Regions from separate parts of the Homo sapiens genome. Here region 2 is linked to region 1. The links are chromatin contacts, found by Hi-C in ENCODE. All regions are on one chromosome and are shown on one strand. Each heading gives the region's core, a stretch centred on a gene start or an enhancer-like site at or near the end of the contact. The rest is flanking DNA. Distances are from core to core; before and after follow the strand shown.

Region 1 (5,813 bases), core at 1,514-4,013:
TTTAAGTGACCAGATCTCATGAGAACTCACTCACTCGCAATGGAACAGCACCAAGTGGGAAATCTGCCCCTATGATTCAATCACCTCCCACCAGCCCTCACCCCCAACACTGGGGATTACAATTTGACATGAGATCCAGGCCAGGGAACAGATCCAAACCATATCATGCCACAAACTGAGAATATCCCAGGAGTCTATTGACTAGCAAATGGATAAATAAGTTGTGGTATATCCACACCGTGCAATGCTGGCTACTACTTCTATACCATGGAACACTGGCTCAGGTTCTCTTGCTGTTGCAGTCATGTAGGATAGGACTTCAGTCATCCGAAGGTTTGACTGGGATTACAGACTCTTCTTCCAAAGGGCTTGCTCATATGGCTGTTTGCAGAAGGCCTCAGACTTTTGCCACCTAGTCCTCTCCATGTAGCTGCTTGGTGTCCTTATGACATGGCTGCTGGCCTCCAACATATGAGAGATGCAAGAGAGCATACTCCTGTGGCCTAGCTGGCTGCAAGCTGCTTCTGGTCCTGCCTTGAGTCTTTCTTGATTAATGTTGGACCAAAGACTTCTAATGAAAATGTGTGAATTACTGATACACAACAACAACAACAACATGGGTGAATCTCAAAAGCATGATGTTGAATGAAACAACCAGACTCAAGAGAGTACTTACTATACGATTTAATTTCTTTTATATGAAGCTATAGAAGGCAAAACAAATCTATAGTTTGTTAAAAGGCAAAACAGTGGTTACTTGAAAACCAGAGTAAGCAGAGATTATTTGGAAGGGCCATGAGGGAACTTCCTAGGGGGATGGGATATTCTACATCTTCATAGGACTTTAGGTTACATAGGTCTATGCATTTGTGAAAACTCAAAGAATAGTACACTTAAGAATTACACATTTCATTCTTTATAAATTTTATTTAAAACAAAAGGAACTCTAAACAAATTTTTGACTATCGTTAATGATATGTTGCTGAAATGTTTGGAGGTGAAGAGTACTGATGTCTGTAGTTGACAGTGCATTAAAAAATAAGACGTGCATTAAAAATAATATGAATGGATGGATGGATGACTAGATATGTAGGTAAAACAAATATAGCAAATGTTTATTGTAGAATCTGAGTAGCAGGCATGTGGGTGTTCTTCAACTTTTCTGTATGCTGGAAATTTTTCATAATACAATGTCTAAAAGAAAAAAACAACAACAATGAGGAGATACTACTGCCTGTATCTGTAGCCCTGACCCCAGCTTGGGATAGATGCCATTGATGTACATTTGGAGAGGCAGTGGCAGATCTCTGCTGCTCAACCCCTGTGCAGGGAAAAAGCTGTGTTCAGACACACTGAGAGCAATTGTGGCAAAGGACTGGAAATACTGGCTATGCTGGACCATCAGTTACTTACAGAGGCTTAAGCCTCCTGAAGGACACAAATCAACATGGTCTAAGGTTGCCAGTGGCAACTAGAGTAGCTAAGAGTATGAAAGAGATACTCCAAGACTTGAATTTCACCATTCCAGGCCATACATGATTCACAAGTACCCTAATGAAATGTCTTGATAGTTAAGATTTAACATACATGGACATAGTTTACTAGACATATCTACAATTCTCTATATCGGTATCTCTAGTACCTTCTGTTATAATTTAATTCATATTTTTTTTTGCTGAGTTAATCTGAAATGGTAACCGTTTTTGTTAATGGAAGACAGACGGAAACTACTGATGAGTTAGTCACTGCATTATTTTCTCCTGGACCATCTGATGGGGTGTACACACGTCTTCTTACTGGGTCTCAAAGCTGGCTTCATATTAGAATCACCTGGGAAGCTTTTAAAGCAATAGAGATGACAGCCACCCTATGGCAACTCAGCATGGAGGAGTGTGCAGGAGGGAGGCCTGGGCAATGGTACATTAAAAATTCTCTCCTGGTGATTTTAATATTTGTCACATAACTAGGTCTTCGATTTCTAAAAGTTAAAACATCTTCAAAGGGACTGCAAGGAAAATAAAGTTTTACTTTAAAAAATATGCTATTGAGGGCAAAGTTTCTTAAGTTTTGTAGGTATCTTTTTCTTCCACCTCTTAGCAATACTTATCAAAGTGTGATGGGTCAAGAAATTTACATTTAAGTAGAACAAACATCAGTTTTGGATTTCCAGTAGTAAGATTTCACTGGCAGAAATTATTAATTATTATTGAATGTTATTGAAATTGAAGTGAAAATGCTACTAGTAAATGAAAATGCTACCAGTTTCCCAAATTCTGATGTGTGTATGTCTGGCCACCATAGCTGGTTTACATTATAGGCAGGCTAAGCATGTGCTTAGGGCAGACAACAAAATATGTTTTTAGAAAAAGCTTCACATTTGATATTTCAAAAGCAGCCTTAGAGTAATCAAATAAAGAAAAAACAATCAGTATTGTGTTGGCGTTTCTTCCACTTATTCTACCTATTGGAGGTGGGGAGGAAACATAGCCTTTGCAAGGATTAATGTCATGGAAGATCTTCACCAGCCTGGACAGGGAGTGGAAGGTGCTTCTGCAACGGAAGCATAACTATTGCTTTCTGCTGCCTCTCCTTACTGCTTTGCTCCCCAGCCCAGGTGTCACCACCCAGTCAATCAGAAAGTCAAAGAGTCTGAGGGCAGTGGAGGGAGGTTGTGCCTGGCCCAGAGGGTTTTAAGTGTGAACTGGATTGAGAACAACATGCCGATTGTTCTTTGTTTGCTGAGACTGGCTTGGTGCCAGCGCAGAACTGGCTGGCCCTGAGAAGCTTACAGAGCCTAGTGACCAGGTGTGGGGAACCAGCACTGGCTGCGGGGGTGGGGGTAGAAGGGAGCACAGAAGGCACTACTTCATAGATGGTTAGAAACTTCACCAAACTTACTGGGTAGGTTCCACACCAAGTTTTATCTTATTAGAGAAAGGGACAGAAAATGGCTAAAAAGTCAGGCCAGTAATAATCAACACACAAAACTGAGGGAAGAAGGTAGAGAGGTTGTCCCACTGAATCCTAAGTGTACAGGCACTCCCCCAGAATAGGGGTTGAGCCTAAATGTCAAAACTCTTGTTGGTCTTTAGGATGTTTGACCTGCAGGAAGTGAAAAGGGCAGAAAAATTACCAGACCGAGTTTTCAGGAATGCTGTGGAATAATTCTATCAATGTAGCCCCCGACTGTGGTAACAGAGAATCAACCTCCCTTGAAAGCAGGACTTTCTGAAAGGGAGAAAAAAGTATTTTTGTCTATTATTACTATACACTGAGCAAGTGAAACAGTAGACAGCCATTGGCTTCCCTGATGTATTTGTACTGGAAAAAAATTTAAATATATATAAAGGAAAACATACTTTTCAGAAATGGACATGCACAAAGCTGTCATTTGCAGTATCTCCTGGTGGTGAGTTTGGGGAAGAATTTTACTTTCTTTTGTGTACATTTCTAGATTGCCTTACTCACTTTATATATGTATGTACATATGCTAAGACCATGTGTGTCTTTAAACCCAGAAAAAGTAGGAATCTAGTTCTGTAGTAAAATAGTTTTTTAAATTGCAAAATGTATACTCTTGCCCACCTATTTAATTAAGGGTGGATGTGTGGATACATTGGCCTTTGAGCTGGCATTCCCTGTGTCTATCTCTCTGGGGAAAAGGAATGAAAAATTATTAAAATGCACACTTCCTTGTTAACATGACTGGCAGAATAACGATCATTTTGATAGTATTTTGTCCATGGAGGCTTTGAAAAGGACAGAGGGAGAGATTTCTATCTCAAGGAAAACTTCCAATGCCTTCCTGAGGTTACTTAAAATTCATAAGGCCATAAAAAAAAAAAACGGGGCTGAGACCTCGCTTCTACTATTTTGACAAATTGCCAACCAGTTTTCTTCTCCTGGAAACAATGCTATTTAGGTCCCAGTTTTAGTTCTGCAAAGATGCCAGGCAGAACTAGGTCACTATGATATGTATCAGTTAGTTAACTCATCCCAGTTTGGCTCCAGCCATTCATCATCCGCCTTTGACCTTTTACCTTGTTTCAGTCTTCAGTCACTAGGTCAGAGCTGCAATGCATGGAAATATCAAGCAGGATATTGCCAGGAAAAAACAAACAAACAAACAAAAACAAAAACAAACTAAAACTCTATGAGTGAGCTGGGACTGCTATCATTGCCTTTATTCCCATTTTAAAGATGAAAAAACTGAGAATTGGAAAAGTTATAGAATTTGCCCTTTGTTATCCAGCAGCTCCCTGACTTTGCCCTGGGGCTGCTTGCACCTTGGTGGGGTCAGTGGATGGCTGATGACGCTGTCCGCATTGGCACAAGCTGCAGGAGCTACACTAGCTACAGATTTGCAAACACCCTCCCAGCCGAAATGCCACTCCCCGGTCTTAGTGCTAAGACCACAGGGGCAGCAATTTACTGGGGCTCAAGTGGATGGGTGCCATTCATGAACATCATTGTATTCTAATGTTAATCATATACCTTTTATTTTAAATTATATAAGAAATACATAAATATAGTCATAATGTAAGAAATTAAGGCAATATGAAAGAATTATAGGGGCCAAGGGAAAACTTCCACTTTGTCCTCTGAAGTTTCGCTGAAAAATCAACTCACAAAAGGCAGGATTAATTGGAGAAAAGGCATACAAATTTATTCGTGTGCACACAGAGGGAACCACAGAGCGATTACCACTAACCCCTCAATGGGGTGCAGCAGCTTAAACACCACCTGGAGGTTACAGAAAAAATGGGGGCTCAGAGCATGACCAAAAACAGGTTATGGTTGAAAATCAGGTGATGGTGGCAGGACAGTTATGGGACAGGACATACGACCTCATCCACCATGAAATAAAGAATTCCCGTGGAAACTTCAGGGGATTGAAATACATCTCATAGAAGAGAAAAATCTCAGTACTCATTTGACCTGGGGTCTGCATGTACCCTGTGCCAACCCACTAAGTCAACAAATCCAGACACGTGAATCTGCGAAGATAGAAAATACTCAGGTTGTAAGACTGCTCTGCTGCTTAGAATGTTTCTAAAGTAACCAAGAAGCCTATACAAACATGCCTCAGAAAGCTGTTCAAAGGGGTATAAAATAATCTGATCACTTCATCATGTCCTTGGGAAAGGAATGAGTGTTTCAAATTTGCTACCTATAACTAAGCAGGTAATTAAAACTTCATATATGTTGTTCAAAGACAAAATTACAATAAATTTAAAGACCTTAATTGGCTTTTATTTGTGATTCTAGAATTGGGCGACATCTCATTCTACAAAGTGGAATGTGTTCAGATGAACTGAGCAGAGGAGGTTGGTTTTGTAGACAGAAAAGGGCTGAGAAAAGCAGAATCAAAAGACAAAAAGCAAGTTGGTTATTTCCAAGCTCCTTTCCTTGTAAAGGTTAAAACAGAGGGGATTTCCTTATCATGCCAGCTAAAACTGGCTTGTGTGGAGATTTGGCTATTATCTCTCACTCTCCTGATTTCTCAGAAGGTCAGGTAGAGAACTTACTTTTGGCTTGGTGACATGGAACTTCAGCAGGAGTGACTGCATTTTGGTTTGGTCTGTTGAACCTAGTGCAGGGGCTCAATCTAAACCAACAACCTCATATGAAGTTTATTTAATAATGTAAAATGCAGGTTTAAATTTGATAATTTCCAAAGTCCTTTTTGACTTTTTCTTTAATCATTCATAAGCTAAATACCCCTAGAAATAACCATTCCATACATTACACCATTCCTGGGGGAAAAAATATTTTAGGCTCATTCCAGGTACATTCTAGAATATTGAGAAAAA
Region 2 (5,813 bases), core at 2,197-4,696, 550 kb after region 1:
TCTTCAAAGAATTAGGAGTTCTATATGGTACTAATATGTAAAGAGTAAATCCCTACTGACATAGGAACAGTGTGAATAATATGACACATTTTGCTTATAAGGCGGAAAATAAAAATCTATAATTCTATTTGCTTGTATACAGTTAAAGAAACTATGAAACAATATATAAGAAATGAATTACAGTTGCCAAGGTTGGGAGTGAGGAGTGAGAACTGGGTGGAAGGGAAAAAGAGGTTGAAGGGACTTTCCCCGTAGTTTTTATATTTACAATTTTTTGAACCGTATAAATGCATGATCTATTCAAAGATTAAATAAAAATAATGGGAAGATGTTTTTGTGGTCACCAAAGTTGTCTCTTCTCAGTCTTCTAGAGGAGCATGAGAAGCTGAGAGTGTTAGCTAATGATGGAGTTTTAGAAGTTTTTTCTTGAAGGTTCAATACGCCATAAGTAGTGTCTTATGCAGGTGCCATTTAGATGCAATTTCGCATCAAGTCTACTGAGTACCTGTTGCAGCCACTGCGAAAACTCAGAATGGACCCCCACCCAAGATCTGGTTTGGATGTTAAGACAATTACTACATTTACACACACACACACACACACACACACACATACACACATACACACCTTGAGAGGGTATGAAGAGGTTTATTTCATACACAATGAGACTTCTCTGGGGAAAGAAGGGCAGTCCTCTCAAGCTGATCTGAAAATGACTTGAGAAAACAGTGAAAAGAGACAGGTCTTAGGGTTTCATTGTGGTTAGGGGGTAGGCTGGTGTGAGCCTTCCTGCATGAAGGTTGAGGTTTGTGTGATTTGAATCTCCCCTGGCACCAAAGGTGGGAGCACTCTGGCTTTTTTTTTTATCATACTGCCCAGATTAAGGGTACAAGAAAAGACAAGAGTGAACCTTAAAAGCTTTTAGTAGTAAAACATCAAATAATGCAGTCATATTCTTTTTTTTTTTTTTTTTTTTTTTTTTTTTTTTTTTAAGAGACAAGGTCTCGCTCTGTTGCCCAGGCTCGAGTGCAGTGGCTCAATCATAGCTTACCGGAATCTGGAACTCCTGAGCTCAAGCAATCCTCCCGCCTCAGCCTCTCGAGGAGCTGGGACTACAGGCATGTGCCACTGGACCAGATTAAATTTTTTATTTTTCTATTTAGTTTTTGTAGAAATGAGGTCTTGCTATATCTCCCGGGCTGGTCTTAAATTCCTGGCCTCAAGCAATCCTCCCACCCCTGCCTCCCAAAGTGTTGGGATTACAGGTGTGAGACACAGAGTCCAGCAATAACTTGTTTTGTTTAGTCAGGAAAGCAATAGAGACCTCACAAATATTTAGCCTTCTGACACAAGCTTGTAAAAAAACAGTTCCTTAAAAATTATCAAGATCATATGCATAAGGAAGGCTGTGGGAGACAAAGGAGTATTTCTTTAGGAGATATAATGTTTCATCTATCAGACTAGCAAAAATTGCAAAGAATTATGGTATTCAGTATGGCCCAGGATTTGAGAAGTTAGGCAATTGCATACAGTCAATGGAAAATAAAAATTGCATATTCATACTTCTTTTTCCAAAAGTAACACATTCATATAAACAATTTAAGTGTGCATGTCCTTTGACTCAGCAATTCTACTCCTAGGAATTTATTCTGAGTAAACAATCAGATAATTGCAAAATGTACAACCACACAATCAATACATGCACACAAACACGCAAGAATGTTCACTGAAGCACTGGCTGAAAGAAAAAAGTTTGGCAGCAACCTATAAACCCAACTATTGAGATTTAAGTAAACTATTGTATCCTCCTATGACAAAATATAGCCATAAAAGGAAGATTCAAAGTATTTCATGGTACAGGAAAGTCATTCACATTATATGTTAAAATCAAAAGCACATAAAAGAGTATTATACTATTATTCCATTGTTGTTCATTAAATAGTTGTAAATACATAGGAAAATGACCAAAATAATATAAATACACTAAATTTTTACAGTACAGCTGGTGTGATATTCTGGGTTATTTTTATTTTCATCTTAGTTCTCTTTAATTTTCTATATGTTTTTTACTAAATTGGAATCTCAGAGATTTTGAAGGCAAATGATCAGTGGTAAAATAATGCTACTACGTATAAATTCATTCTACAAATTGGGCTAACCAGATGGAAAATGGGTCACCACAGAAAGTATTATAATTCATAAGAATAATTATAATATCATACAAATTTATTAGACAATCAAATACCATAAAATATTTGTGACTGGAAATTGAATAAAACTTAAAAGACATTAATAAAGGTCTGTTCCTTAAAGTGCTCAGACATTTAAAAGATACTTTCAAGACAAAAACATCTACTACAAGGAGGATTACTAGTCTCTTCAGGCCGTAGTGAAAATGGAGTACATCATCATCAAATAACAACGTCAGCTAAAAATACAGAGCCTGTTTATTGTGTACGGACCAACTGTGCAAGCAATTTGTACAATACTTTGGTGTTAACTCCAATTTGGATACGAATTACTCATTTTCACAAACTTAAATTGGATTACACTTTATCTTTCCCAATTACTGAAAACATTTACTTAACACATACACATTTGGAACTTAACTTCGATGAAGTAAAAATACGAAAAGTTAATCTCTACTTCCAAAAATGTCGATGCACGCTGCAATTGTATTTCATTTCTTTCGCAAAATTTTGCACAGGATATTGTTGTTAATTGTTAGTAGAGGAATTCAGAAATGACTAGATCCTTTAGTTGAGGCAAGCAGGTATGTTCCCCGTGTTCTAGCCCTGCACTTAAGAGTCAATGAAAGAAAGTTTAAAAAAGAAAGCATTGTCTCCTCTGGAGACCCCGTCTGCCACGACCACATACCTTGATTCTTGCTTTCTCTATAAATTCTAGAGGGGCTTTCCCAAACTCAAATCCAACTCCAATCCAAGGAATCCAGCCCTTGATGCACGGGGGTCTACGCAAATTCTTCCGCTGAAGGAGTAAGAACAGAGCAAGGCAACCCAGGATTATAATCACTGTTGGGGAAATTAGTTCCATGTTTTTGTCCAGCACCTTCCAGAAGCAGAAAAGTGTGAAACAGTCCTGCCGTCCCTTGCTTCTTTTCTGTGGGCTACGGAACCTGTCGGGACTCCCAACCTTTCTGCTGCAACTTTTGCAGCTCTCCTTCGTAACTGTAGCTTCCTTCCTCTGTCCCAGTTTTCAGGTGATTTTTCCATTGTCGCTCCCTCCCACCTCCACTTCTCTTTGAATCTCAGCCAGCGCGGAAAAAATGCAAGGAGGGGCAGGGCCGGGCTAGGACTGACGGGCGAGAACCAGCCGCGTTGCCATGGAGGCCGGGGGCGGAGCCGCAGAGGGACCCGCGGCCGGCCAATCAGAGACGTAGCGGAGCCCGGCGGACTACATTGCCCAGTAACCTCCTGGGCTCCGCTGTGTTTTTCTATTCTGGGGTGTAAGGGGCAGCTGGACCACTCCAGCTGGGACTGCTAGGAAGGTTGCGGGTCCACCCGGCCGAGCCGAACGAGGGAAATGGTCCTCACCCGGCCACTCGCCGGTTGAAAAGGGGCCGCCCTGGCAGGGAAGCGGCCGCCGCGGCGCGGTGCAGCGCAGCGGCGAGAAGGAGTGCGTTATCGTCTTGCGCTACTGCTGAATGTCCGTCCCGGAGGAGGAGGAGAGGCTTTTGCCGCTGACCCAGAGATGGCCCCGAGCGAGCAAATTCCTACTGTCCGGCTGCGCGGCTACCGTGGCCGAGCTAGGTACCCGGCTGCCCACGCCTGGGCCTCCCGGGCCAGTGGCACGCGCCGCGCTGGGGGAGGGTGCGCGGGCGGCTTCGCGCCCGGCAGTGCGCATCGGAGAGGTCGCCCCTTCCATGCCCGCCTGGCAGAGGTGGCGGTGGAGGCCAGGCCCGCGGTGGGAGGAGGAGGGATTGAGGTCTCCACGGCCTTTTCCTTCTAATCTCTTCTAATGCTTCCCTTAGGCATGTGCTGTGGTGCTTGAATGTTGTACTTTAAGAAGCTTCGCGAGCTGTCATTCCTCTGTAGGAATCATTTTCCTTTTCATGAGGATGACCTTTTTAAAAACGTAATCTGTTTTCCATCCTTACTGAGATCATCTCTGTGGTTTATAGTCTTACACAGCCACACTGTCATTATCTTGTGGGTCCAAGTTGTGGACCTACCTTGTGGGACTTCCGTTATTAACCTGCCACTCACAGAGCATCGACTACTTGACCTCTTTGAGTGTAATTCATCTATACTGTTTACCTTGCAGGATTCTGAGAAGTCAATAATATATGATTGCTAAACCCAAGGCAGGACACCCATTAGTTGCGACATTTTTATAATTCCTACAATACCAGGGACTGTGGATATATATTTGAAAAGACCCAGTTCTGACCTTCTTACAGGCTGCTGGGGAGACAGAGAAAGACAATTATAATGTGCTACTTGTTATAATGAAGATATTATTAGGTGTCATAAAAGCATAGAAGAGCAGTTACATCTGCCTACATGAGTAAGAAAAAACTTTAAGAGGCCATCTAGAGTGGAATGATGATGCCCTTGAATGAGCAAGTAGCGTTTATTCCAAGGATTTTGTGAGTAGTATACTCATGTGTTTCCTGTGAAGCCTTAACTGTGTATTTTAAGATTACCCTTACATTTTCTTGCCTGTTACAAAAAAATAAAAAGAACAGTTCTGATGCGTTATCATTTGTAAATGTTAGTTGGTCCTATTTTAAGAGTTTATTTTTTAATTCTAGCATAGCCAGCCATGATCAGTTGTTTCGTGCTCTTCCATTTTTGCCTTTTAGCCCCTCTATTTTTTAATGTCTCTCCTTTCGAAAATGATGGAGAATTTTTACTTTTCATTGTTTTTACTGAAATAAAATTCATCAGCTTAAAAAGATCTAAAAGCAGATTGCTGAATGATATTTCCAGGTTTTATTTTTAATTGATGTGTCCCCCTCTGACTCAATGGCTTTTATACAGGACTATTCCTCGTTAAAAATTCATGGAGAGAATTGTGTGTGGAGAATGGATGGGAATCAAAATGTGGGATGGTTTTAAGTACAAACCACTTCAGGAACCTGAAGCATCATTTAACAAACCAGCGAGAAAACAAAACTTATTTTGAAAGACATAATCTGTGTAATATGGAGAAATCTATTAAGATTTTTCAGGTTTCATATGTCAATAAAATATTGCTTGAAGTCTATGCAAGCTACTTCTGTTCTAGGGAAACTGTCAGCAAGATACTAACTTTTCCAAAAACCAGTGGTAAGATTTAATATTCACTTCCCTTCCCCACATTGTTTTCTCTTGGAAAAGGTATACTAAGGTTTTGTGTCAGGTGGTGGTCATTGAAAAGTCTTATATAATGTAAGTAATGTTCATGAACTTGTCTGAATGTTATTATTTTAATTATTCAGGACGTTTTCTGTATAAGGTTATGAGCTCTATCTTCCTTATGTAGGCCGTTTAGCTTAACTGTATTAAGGTAAAAGGTCTGTATCTAATTTAAAACTTAAAACCAAAAAATTTTTCCAAAATACAGTTAGTACTTGTAAGGAGGCCATGAGTAGGCGATGCATATAATTTAGTGCTGGAAAAATAATTCCATATATGCTTTAATTGAAAGGATATTGAGCTTATGACCCTTGCATATAAAAGACAACATTATAAACTCCATTACATCTTCTGTATCTCAAACATTATGTCAGTCATTCATCTGCATGTGAACATCACCCACGAAATTATAGAGTTCAGCTTCATCTAGCATTTGTTATAGTACATAAGAAT

The links. A loop is a pair of places that touch in the nucleus more often than their neighbours do. Pooled maps may share reads with other maps.
Region 2: a map of gastrocnemius medialis shows a loop between it and region 1 (2.8-fold over the local background). The contact joins the promoter of SLC25A27 here to the enhancer-like site in region 1. A Hi-C loop is called at or near these places in 1 of 168 maps with a recorded cell type or tissue (gastrocnemius medialis) and 4 of 50 pooled maps.

Annotation. Positions count from the first base shown.
Region 1 is chr6:46,096,153-46,101,965 of GRCh38, forward strand. It overlaps a transcript of CLIC5 not described here. Among named protein-coding and RNA genes, the nearest start is that of ENPP4, 31 kb to the right of the region's middle. Within about 2 kb of position 2,764, at least 4 of the 41 ENCODE cell types and tissues checked have a DNase peak (open chromatin) inside an H3K27ac peak, as active enhancers do.
Region 2 is chr6:46,649,529-46,655,341 of GRCh38, forward strand. It overlaps SLC25A27 (solute carrier family 25 member 27), which reads left to right and starts at 3,447. Exons shown (of 9, transcript NM_004277.5): 1 at 3,447-3,770. The coding sequence starts at 3,665. It overlaps CYP39A1 (cytochrome P450 family 39 subfamily A member 1), which reads right to left and starts at 3,290. Exons shown (of 12, transcript NM_016593.5): 1 at 2,878-3,290. The coding sequence starts at 3,054. RefSeq lists enhancers at 3,195-3,244, 3,475-3,604 and silencers at 3,265-3,354, 3,785-3,884.